Linked DNA regions of Mus musculus: region 2 is linked to region 1. The links are chromatin loops, found by intact Hi-C in ENCODE. Cell type or tissue: gastrocnemius. All regions are shown on one strand. Links, peaks and the distances in the headings refer to the core of each region. The heading gives the core; the rest is flanking DNA.

What was found. Hi-C counts contacts between places; a loop is a spot of excess contacts. Peaks named below come from ENCODE experiments on the same cell type or tissue, not always from the same donor. Only the 100,000 strongest peaks of a DNase experiment are listed, where the experiment ranks them.
Region 2: a loop joins it to region 1, with 2.3 times the contacts of the local background. A loop is called at or near these places in 1 of 42 quality-filtered maps.

The regions. Positions count from the first base shown.
Region 1 is chr6:108,566,639-108,572,020 of GRCm38, reverse strand. No RefSeq gene overlaps it. Among named protein-coding and RNA genes, the nearest start is that of Gm44040, 34 kb to the right of the region's middle. In gastrocnemius, for the core only: a CTCF peak has its summit at 2,112; a DNase peak (open chromatin) is centred at 911; H3K4me3 peaks cover 1,927 bases; H3K27ac peaks cover 3,095 bases.
Region 2 is chr6:108,318,644-108,324,025 of GRCm38, reverse strand. The region is part of intron 4 of Itpr1 (inositol 1,4,5-trisphosphate receptor 1); the gene reads right to left. Among named protein-coding and RNA genes, the nearest start is that of Itpr1, 110 kb to the right of the region's middle. In gastrocnemius, for the core only: no CTCF peak of the experiment used is centred there; a DNase peak (open chromatin) is centred at 2,191.

The sequences.
Region 1 (5,382 bases), core at 140-5,139:
CGGGTTCAAAATAATGTTAAAAACAAAAAAGTGGGGTGTGGTGGCTCACATCTGTAACTCCAGCCCTATGCACTTGGGAGCTGGAGGCAAGGGGGGTCAGAAGTTTATAGTCAGTCTAAGCCTGGACTACGTGAGATCATGCAAGACGCAAACCAGGGAAAACGTGCTTTTCTCAAGGAACTGGCTTTATTGAGTGTCCGTGGACTAAGAACGCACCATGTGGCTAAGATAGGGATTTTGAAAAATCAATGCAGTCTGGCGGCTTCTGGAAGCTGCAGGAATATACCTTAAGTTAGGTGTTGAAGTAAGAGGAGAAGTGTTGGTGTTCTGACTCTGCAGGAGCCTGGCTTATGAGGCAACAGGCCTAATAGACTCACAGGAAGCTTGGATAGGTGGCCCCCACACAATGGATGGATGCCCATGATTACTGCCTGCCTTGTGCTGAGAAGTCACAGGAATTTTGATAACCGCGACTTAAGAGTGTTTGCATGCAGCCATAAAGTGGGAGACTTTAGCAGGTCCTGGTGACTTCCCTCACAGGACTCCCACGGGGCAATGTGTGTGCAGCTTTTGACACCCACTTCCTTTTCTGCAGAAACGCCCTCTCTTCTAATGTTGCCGACCTAGACACCCCCTCCTTTCTACCAGAGCTAGCTGCCTTTGCTGCTGCCTCAACCGCACCCACGGACTTCCTCAAATCCCTACAGCCCACACTGGAGCTTACTTTGCTGGATCTGGATCAGAACAGGGGTCTCGGAGTGCTGCGGGGGTGGGAGGGTGGGGGACGCCCTGGAGGGCGTGGCGAAGACGAAGCCCCGCCCTGAGATTTGAGCTGGCTGCTCTGCAGAGGTCCACGTGAGCTGTTCCCCTGCTTGCCCTTGGCAGTTCGCAGACGGGTGCAGCGGGGCTGGGGCGAGGGAGTGCCTGGGAACAGTCTGTGTGCTCCTGGCGCTGTGCCTTGCAGCTGGCGGGAGGGTGGGGTCGCCCTGCCCTGCTGGGAGCTGCTGACCGGAAAGCTGGTTGGGGATGGGAGCCCCTTGGTTCCCCCACTCCTGCTCAGAGTCTGGGGACCTTGAACGTGAGGTAGACAGGCTCTGGATAGAATTACCATTTGGACCACAGAAAGACTCAAAGGCACTTTTCTGTCTGCCCCCCTGCCCTGTGACCTTTGCTAAGTCATTTGATCTGGGGCTTCAGTTTCCCCAATTGTCCTGAGGAGTTGAGGCTTGAAAGTGGCCAGGGAGGACACAACATGTCATGTCACATTACATTCAAAACATGTCTAGTGAGTATTTAGGATGTTCATCCATGCCCTCCCTCATCCCGGGGTTCTGGTGCCTAGCGCCAGCACTGTGCCAGTTAGGTGCTGAGGATCCAGACTGGGCAATGAGGCCAGTTTGGTCTCAGCTTCCTCACCCAGCTACAAATTGGCTTCAAAGGTCATGAGAAAAGGCGAGGCCTATGACGTACTTCCTGTAGTCCCTGGCACAAAATGGGCTCCTAACCCAAGCAACTGGCTTCCGGCTGTACAGAGGGTTTGGAGACAGCTGTTCCTATGAGACTGGCCTGGTCTGGAGAAGTGGAAACAGACCTTGCAAGCTGGGTGTGCACAGCGCCGAGCAGGGCTCAGTTTCCACGTTGCTGGCTAGCCAAGAAGGAATGCAATTACTCAGTAAGCACACTCCCATTGATCCCTGCCTTAGCAAAAGCGTCTCAGCGTTGCTGTCAAATTTCCAATCCAACCCCTGTTAAAAAAAAGAAAAGAAAAAAAAGAGAAAAAGAAAGAAAGGAAGGAAGGAAGGAAGGAAGGAAGGAAGAAAGAAAGAAAGAAAGAAAGAAAGAAAGAAAGAAAGAAAGAAAGCCCAACGAACGGTTCATGGACGTTTCCCCCCTGAATTCACACTTTCTAATGAATAAGAAGAAAACAAGATTGGCCTACATCAGAGGTGATTTGTGTATCAGGATGAAATTACAAGCATTTAATGGCAGAGTTGGTAAAAAAAAAAAAAAAAAAAAAAAAAAAAAAAACAACACATAGTCTTCATCCGTCACTGTGGCTCTCAGCTCTAAGTCTGGAAACTAGTCATACTTTGTGCCTTAGGGATAATATAAAAAAATACTGCTGCCCCTGCTGCCGCTAGGTGGTCCTCAACAGCTGTTTCTGTTTTGATGCTATAGACTCCTGTTGTGACCTTAGTTTCACCTTTTTCCTGCCAGTAGCCACTGTAAGGTCCTGTTGCTACAAGAATTAAGGGAAAACCCATTAGCAATGAGTTATAACCACACCCCTGACTTCTGCAGAATGTTGAGTAAATCAAACTTCTGTTCTTTCTGGAAAAAACCTGCAGCTGAAACTGGGATCAGGGCTAAAGAAACCCAGCTGGATTCCGTGTCTGCCTGCCCCTGGCAGTTTCTGTTATGATCTGTTTATCATACAACATTTTTTTTTTTTTTTGAGGATGTGACTAGCTTTTCTAAGTCTAAGATGATGACATCCACTGTGGGAGGCCTCACGCCTAAAAGACACAGGAACAGCCCATTAATCCTGACCCCTCTGCTCAACGCTTGTTGAAGTCAGTGGTCTGTTCACACGTATTAACAGTTCTCAGAAAACAGTAGCTATTGGCTAGTGTTATCTATGAATAGTAACTTAAAGATGAATAAAACATGAAGAATTTCTGGGCTCAACACTTTCAATTAGCCCCACCCCCTTTTTTTTTATTTCAATCTTTTAAAAAGTTGGTGAGTTTAGATGATAATGTCTATGACTCTTAAGATTGCTATAAAAGGCTGGGCGTGGTGGCGCATGCCTTTAATCCCAGCACTCCGGAGGCAGAGGCAGGCAGATTTCTGAGTTCAAGGCCAGCCTGGTCTACAAAGTGAGTTCCAGGACAGCCAGGGCTATACAGAGAAACCCTGTCTTGAAAAAACAAACAAACAAACAAACAAACAAACAAAAACAAACAAACAAAAAGATCCAATTGTCTGTCTTTGAACTCGTTTTAGTCCACCAATTTTTTTAAAAGCATGAGTATACACTATGCTACATCAATATAGCATTATTATCAATATTCATTGAGATTGTTCTATATATGCGCTTAGTGTATGAATGTGTGTGATAGTTCTATATGTATCTATACATTCACATCAGTGATATGTTTATATATAGCTACATCTATATATCAGTATCAATCACTCAGCATTGATGGGCTTGCCCCCTCCCACCTGCCCCCATTTCCTGCTTTCTGTAGTTTTGGGGATTGAACCCGGGACCCTGTTTATTCTGTGCTAGTATTTGACCACTGAACCACCCCATTACCGTTTTTAAAAGATGTTTTTTTTTTTCCTGTAAAATTATGCTTACCACCTTGTGCTTGTATTAAAGCCAGGGACTTACTTCTTGGGCAAGTACTCTATCACTGAGCTGTAAGTCTTGGTAATTTGTAATGTTCAAGAAACACAATTTACCTTTTTTTTCTTTAAAGGAAATCTGACAATGTTTGGGGGGTTTACAAAAAAGTATAATTTGTTTATTTGAATAAGAGGATGGAGAGTTTTAATTTAAAGCATAGCAACCCTTGAGGAGCTGCTCATAAAATTGGTATCAGATGATGACAGTTTTTAAACAAGGGTTTTTAGATTTCAGAAAATGAAACGTAATTTATGGTTTATCTTCTACTGTAAATAAATTTGAACGGATAGGAAGTTACATTAACATGAACACGGATGGGTAAAAGACATTAAGTGGGGTTTCGGCTAAATGGATCTAACAGTGACTTTCAGCACCAGGGGTTTATGTATGTAAGTGTGGTTGGGTATCACTGCTCAGTTTACAAAAATCCAGCTCCTCTGTTCCCCATCTAGTTCTCCTGAGTTAGTTTGATTTGGGTATTGCTTAATCCATTTAAGAAACAAGAAAAAAAATATGACAGGGTGGAAGGAAGTATCCAAGTATTCTGAGTCTAGTTACTGTAGTGTCCCCACGACAGGAAGGCACTGGGGACACTAAGCACACTCTCAGCAGAGCTCTGATACTGCCGTGTCAGTCTGCCAGGAGGAGAATCATGACTTTTCCACGGGCTTCTTCTTTCTGCTCTTTAACCCTTTCTAGGACAGAAGAAAAATGAACAAGCTAGAAATCACTCACTGATCACATCCCAGTGCTGGGAAGAGAGAACAGAGAAGATGGAGGAGAGAGTACAATCCTGTGGGAGATGTAGAGAAAGGAAAGCAATCATGGAGTGTTTAGTGTCAAAGGGGAAGGGGGCACTATGTGACATGTCAGAGGAGAAAAGCCACTGAGATCTAGAGGAAACAGAGTTGGTAAGGGAGACAGCAAGAGATGGGTATTCTAAGGAGAGAACAGCAGGGAAAAGACACCTGGGAAAAGAGTGCTTGTTCTGCCAGCGTTGGGATGTACAGTGTTGGTTATCGCAGGTGTGTGTGTGAGAAGTTCACAGTTTGATCATATTAAGACATCGACAAATATAAATAATTGAGATCATTTAAGTTATGTTCGCTGGACTAGGGGAGGTATCTCAGTGGGTAAAAGTGCCTGAGATCTGACAGTCTGAGTTCCATCCCTGCGACTCACATGATGGAAAGAGAAAATTATTCTGACGAGTTGTCCTCTGACTGTTAATGCACTGTGGCACGGGCCCATCAGTACCCCACAATGGTGTCCTCTGATCACAATGGATCACACTATAAATTAACAATGATGTCTGGACAACTTTAAAATATTTGAAAATTAAGCTCAATACCTCTGAATAATTAATGAGTTAGAGAAAGGGATAAAAGAAATCCAAACCTGTTTTGAGTTGGAATGCAAATGAAAATGCGCTCCGTTAGAATGTATGGGACTAAGCCACAGCAGAGCTCAGATGATCACGGACAGCATTAAATGCTTATATTAGAAAAGATAAAGGACCAAGGGCAATGATCTAAGCCAGTGTTTCTCAGCCTTCCTGTATTAGCTAGCCTCTAACACAGTCCCTCGTGTTATGGTGACTGCCCTGCAACCATAATTATTTTCATTGCTACCTTCATAGATCTCATTTTGCTACTGTCACAAATCATAATATAAACATCTCTGCTTTGCTATGATCTTAGGTGACCCCATGAGAGGGTGTCAACCCACAGGTTGATAACCACTGTAAGAAAATAAAATAGAAGAACAAATTAAAACCCCACACCAGCTGGGCAGAAGTAGAACTGAAATCAAAAGTAGAAAAGTCATTAAAACCAAAAGCTGGTATTTGAAAGATAATATTCATTAAAAAGAGGAAGTAGATGTAAACTTTAGTCTGCAGACTGCCCTGGGGTGAACCCCTGGAGTGGACCTGAAGTGGCTGCAGCTGCTCTAAGCCTGAAGCTCTACCA
Region 2 (5,382 bases), core at 285-5,284, 250 kb after region 1:
ACCAATGTCCTCCAGCTATAAAGGAGAAGGTGACTGATGAAGACAAGACTCGGGCATAGGGTATGTTAGAACCTTTAGAATGATGTCTCAGAAGCATCATGCCATCCAACATAATGAATGTAATTCACTTTCTAAAATTACTTCCCCCGTCTAAAACCCCATAGGGATGTGTTAGTCACTGGGGCAGCCTTCAAAGCAATGCAGTTCGTTGGCCCATCATTTGGGAAGTTGCATCATGAAGAATGCTTTCCATCCAGCTCTCCATGGTGGTTGCCATTGGGAGCAACTCTTAAGATTTTATACCACATGTCCTACCATATAGTAGATGGTACCAGGGTAGATGGATGGGCCTAGGAACCTTCATTTCTCATAAATTCTCCAGGTGACTCTGATTCAAGAGGCCGCAACATATTGAGAAACACACAATGTAAAGGTTGGCTGAGTTTTCAAAATACAGCACTTCTCAGATTGCACCATGCAGCCAGCTTGCCTGGAGATCTTGATAAAATATGATCTTTGATGTAGGCTCAGGAGAGTCCAGGCACCTATATTCCGAAAAAGATCCTGGTCTAAGACTCACTAAAGAACAGAACTGCCACAGACTTGAGTCACTAAGTCACTGCCAGCAATCAGGGTGGATCTCCCAGTCTAAGGACATCTTAAACAGTTTGTCAGTGCAAATGAGCAGATGCTTTGAAAACTACTATTACCCGCTGTAGAAAGAACTTCAGCCACATGTGTCAGCCCTTCATTTGGCCCATCTGTCTCTCCTGTTCCATTTCTTTAAAATGTACCCCCTCCATGAATACACCACTCTGGCCCTCTCCATGTCATTACAATTCTCAAGTATGTGCCATGTATCACCCTTCTGGGCCTTTACCAAGTAGGCTCTCTCTCTTGTAGAAACTGTATTCCACAACACCTTACCCACATCAGTACCACTACATGCCAAGGACTATCTTCACTCATCAATAACAGTCTGAACTCACCTCAAAGTCAAGTTCTCCAGGTTCTAAAGAAGCCTCTCCTGTCCTACATCCTACCCTGGAGAGCTTTTGTACTCTAGAACTGCCTTATAACTAGAATATATGTATGGGTATGTTAGATGTTAAAAACATATATGATACAATCAGAAAACACCTTTGACTTTCATCGTCCACTGTTGTTTTAAACTTCACCATGCCTCTGGTGAGAGGAAGAGTTGCTAAAGAGACAACTCAAGACATGAACAGTCTCTGGTCCCATGAGCAATTAAAGCTCCCAGTACTGTCTCAAGCTAAGACTCTACTACCTGCCTCCCTGGCTCTCTCCTGTCTTATATTTCCCTCCATTATCCTGAGGGCATTCCCGTGTTCCATCCTCTCTGGTTCCATCTGTATCGTAGAGCAAACTGAGCCACAGGAACACCTTTCACCCTTCTGGCCCCAAGGGCAGGAAATTAAAATATAAAGGCTAACTTCTTCATTCACGGACACACTTTTCCTAGATTTTTATTCAGAAAGAGTTGAAAAGTTATAGGAAGCTTACAAGGTAAACAGCATTAAACCTAGCACCAGCCTTTCAACATTTCACTCTTAGTGCATACGCATATGCATGTGTGTTGGGTTATGGTGGTAGAGCATTTGCTTATCACGAGTAAGACCCTAGCTTTGCTCTCTCACATACAGAGATATATGCACATATACAGATATGTACATAGTAATCTCATGTGTACATGAAATTATTTCCAGAATCTCACATCATGAGATTGAGTTGTATACATCATGCAAGATTTAATGTAAGATATATGTATTCCTGGACAGCTATCAGTTCCACCAAATTTAATGTTAATGGTGTTATGTTTATGTTACTTATGGTTCACATTCCCGTTTTGTCATTTAACTCAATGTTTTCCCAGCACTCTCTCTGACCTCCAGTTCAGGATCCAACTGAAGATCAGTACTGTACTTAGATACTATCTTTCAACAGCTATTTTTTGTCCAGACTAGGAAAAAAATAAAAAGAAAGAAAGAAAACATGTTTGTTCCTCCTTTGGGTTTATCTGATGTTTCCTTATGGTGAGATTCCAGCTGGAATACTACATACAGGATTTGGTTTCCTTCGCAGGGCCGCCCATCTGAAGACTCCCAGTGGCCATCTGTTCTCACTGGCACTTCCACAGGCATCTTGGTGATCAGGCTGACATTGCTAGAGGTCCCTCCCCTGCATTCCCATATCTGAAGCACAGCATCTGTTCCTTAGGAGCCTGAGCCTTCCTCCCATAGGCTCCACCTCCTGTGGTGCTTTCTTCACAGCTATAGGATTCCTAGACCAGTTCCCTCACTTGTACCCATTCCTGGAGAAATCAGGAGGCCCTTACTTAGTCAAACTGCTGCCAACATAGAAGAGAAAGGCTTCTTTATTCCACTTGTCATGACAGCTAGACAGCCCTTGTCAAACCCTAGACATCTGCTTTCATGGTCAGATCCCTCGACTGCCAGGGGTTCACATCGAAAATGTCAGCATCAGATAGCCCAGGCAAGATGCTCAGCCACTCAAGGTCAACTTCAGTTACATAACAAGTCAGAGGCCAGCACAGCTATGTAGCACTCCATCTCAAAAGAAAACAAGAAAATTGCATATGCCTTTATGCTCCCAAATGAAGAAAACATAGAAGCAGCTCTCTGAGAAACCCACTTGTGGCTTTTTTTCTGCCAGTGCTTCAGCTAAGCCTCTGACCTCCATTCTGTCTTCTTGACCTCTTTCCTGCCTTCATAACTCTATAAACCCCAAAGCACAAACCCTGGGTTCATTTCATTCCAAACAGCCTCCTTGCCAGCACATATGCCTGCAATGTATTTGCCTCCCACAGGAAACATATATTCAGACACAATCAAAAACTCATTCTCAGAGCAGACTTCATCTTATTTCCTTCCCCCACATACTCTCTTTTCACTTTCTTGTCTTTTAGACAAAAGTAGATATTTTATTATTTTATGTAATGTGTCTCTGATGTTCTACTTGCATGTGTTACGACCAGTAAGCTTAAACATCTTACACATAGCCACTTTTACTAAGATTTCATTCAAACCTAACAAAATACACAATATAGTTTAGCAGTTTTGAGACAATTCAGAGTTTATATGATCACTACTACAACACAAATATAGAGTATTTGTATTATTACCCTAGGGGCAAAAACAAAACAAAACCCATGTCCATTAGTAGGCACTACCCATTCTCCCATGCTTTGAGGCCTGATAACTAGCAATCTACTTTCTAAAAGTGTATGGATTCTGAACACGTCACATAAACAGAGACTTTGCAGCCTTTTGCAACAAGGTTCATTCAATCATTATTACATGTGTAAGGTCCATGCACAATGAAGCATAGATCAGCATTTCTTTCCTCTTTATGCATGAAAAATATTTCATTGTGTTTGTTTCTCCATTTATCAATCAACAAACCTCTCTGCTATCTCCATACTTTACTTATCATTCATAAAGCCACTATGAATATCCATTCTTTTGGTTAGATGCCTTGAAGTGTGTCTGCTCGGTCATATGGCTTGGCTATGTCTGACCTTTTGCCTATGTGTTTTACAAAGTCACTGCACAATTTTAAACACTCTAACCGTGCCATATGATGATTACGATTTCTACAAGGTCTTGCCAGTATTTCTTTGTTTTTCTGCCATAGCTTCTTTTGTTTTGCTTTAGATAGTGTTTAAGTGGCCAATGATGGCCTCTACCTCCCTAAGACAAAAGACTATAGACATGTAGTAGCATCATGTCCAGTTCTGTACTGAGGAATGAACCTCAGGCCTTGTGCATACTACACAAACATTCTGATGCTGAACTGTATCCCCAGCCTATAGCAACATTCTTTATGGTCCATCTTCTTTACAGCAACTGACTTCCAATTATGGTTAAGATCTGCATCTTCCTAATGAGTTAACGATTCAGAACATCTTTCAAAATTTCTAGTAATTGTGGAATTGCTTTGGACAACTGTGTTTTCAAATTGGTTTACTTCTATTTCAACTGTTAGGATGTGATCATTCTCTATGTATTCTGAATGCTAGTTCCCAATCAAAACCTCATTAATAAATATTTCCTCCCTTAGTTGTGTTTTGAGTTTAAAAGATGCTCAGTTTTTCTGTACTTACTTTTTCTTTCTTCTTCTTTTTTTTTTTTTTGTTTTGTTTTGTTTTGTTACTACCTGCCCAAAACCATGAAGAATTAAAGCTGTATTTTGTTTTCAATAGGAGTCTCATAGTTTTATGTTTTAAACATTTGGTCCATTTTTGTATTAAACAATTGCTATTTTGTATTAACCAATTGTTGCTAAACCAACAGAATTCATAACTATAGTGTGAATTTTTATACCCACGTGTGAGTATAGTTCTCCACCCCAGTCAAGTAAACTTCTCTTTGCAACAGACGGGTACCACTACTACAACCAATGACAAAGCACAGTCATGGAGCCCAGTACCACATGACACATCTACAGCCCAGCTTCTGCACCTAAGGCTCAGGGGTAGCTGCAGAGGAGGGGCTGAGGAAACAGAAAGCTTTCTGTGAGATTGTGTCCCCTGAGAATATCAGAGAAGTTGCAATCCTGACATCTCACCACCATGGCTACCTAAAGAAGACCGGAGCAAGGATGAGGCCAATAGACATGAGGGCATAGACATGATGTAGAAGGAGGGAATTTCACTTGGCTCCAACCCTAGATAAAGACTGACCAGCCAATAAGGAATGCTGAGAGCCAGAGAAATAGTCTTCTATATTCCCACATCTGTAGAAATCCCATTGTCTTGGTAGCACTTGCAGGAAAAAAAAAATCTCCAATGTAACTCATCATTTTGGAATCTGCTAAAAATCAGCTGGCCACAGATTACAGGTTTCCTTCCCCTTAACTCCTAGAACACATGATTCGAATCAACCCAACCCACTCTACACCCAATATCACCAATAAAGGAAAAAGTAGTATCTCAATTATCAACTTAAAAAATAAATTCTAGGTGTGAGGCAGGCAGCTCAGACATGTACTTTTGAGCACCAGAGGGAGAAAATGCTAAAAACTCACCAGGCAAGTCTAAAAATATAATCACAGAGATTTGGGGGGAAAATCATATAATTTCTCTAAAATTAGGCAAACATAGCACCTAATAATAGAAAAATGCACAAAGTGCTATTCATTATGAAGTGATATACCTGGGTATGAAAATCTAGCTTTGCAGAGACAAGAGGAGGAGGAAGAAGGGCCCTCAGCCTGCTGATACACAGGCAACAGGGCATTCCATGGCCACTTTTCTCTAAGAACTTCCCAGGCAATGAATACAATGCCATATTTGGTTAAGTACCTCTGACCAAGTTGTCTTCCAGAAGTAAAAACAAA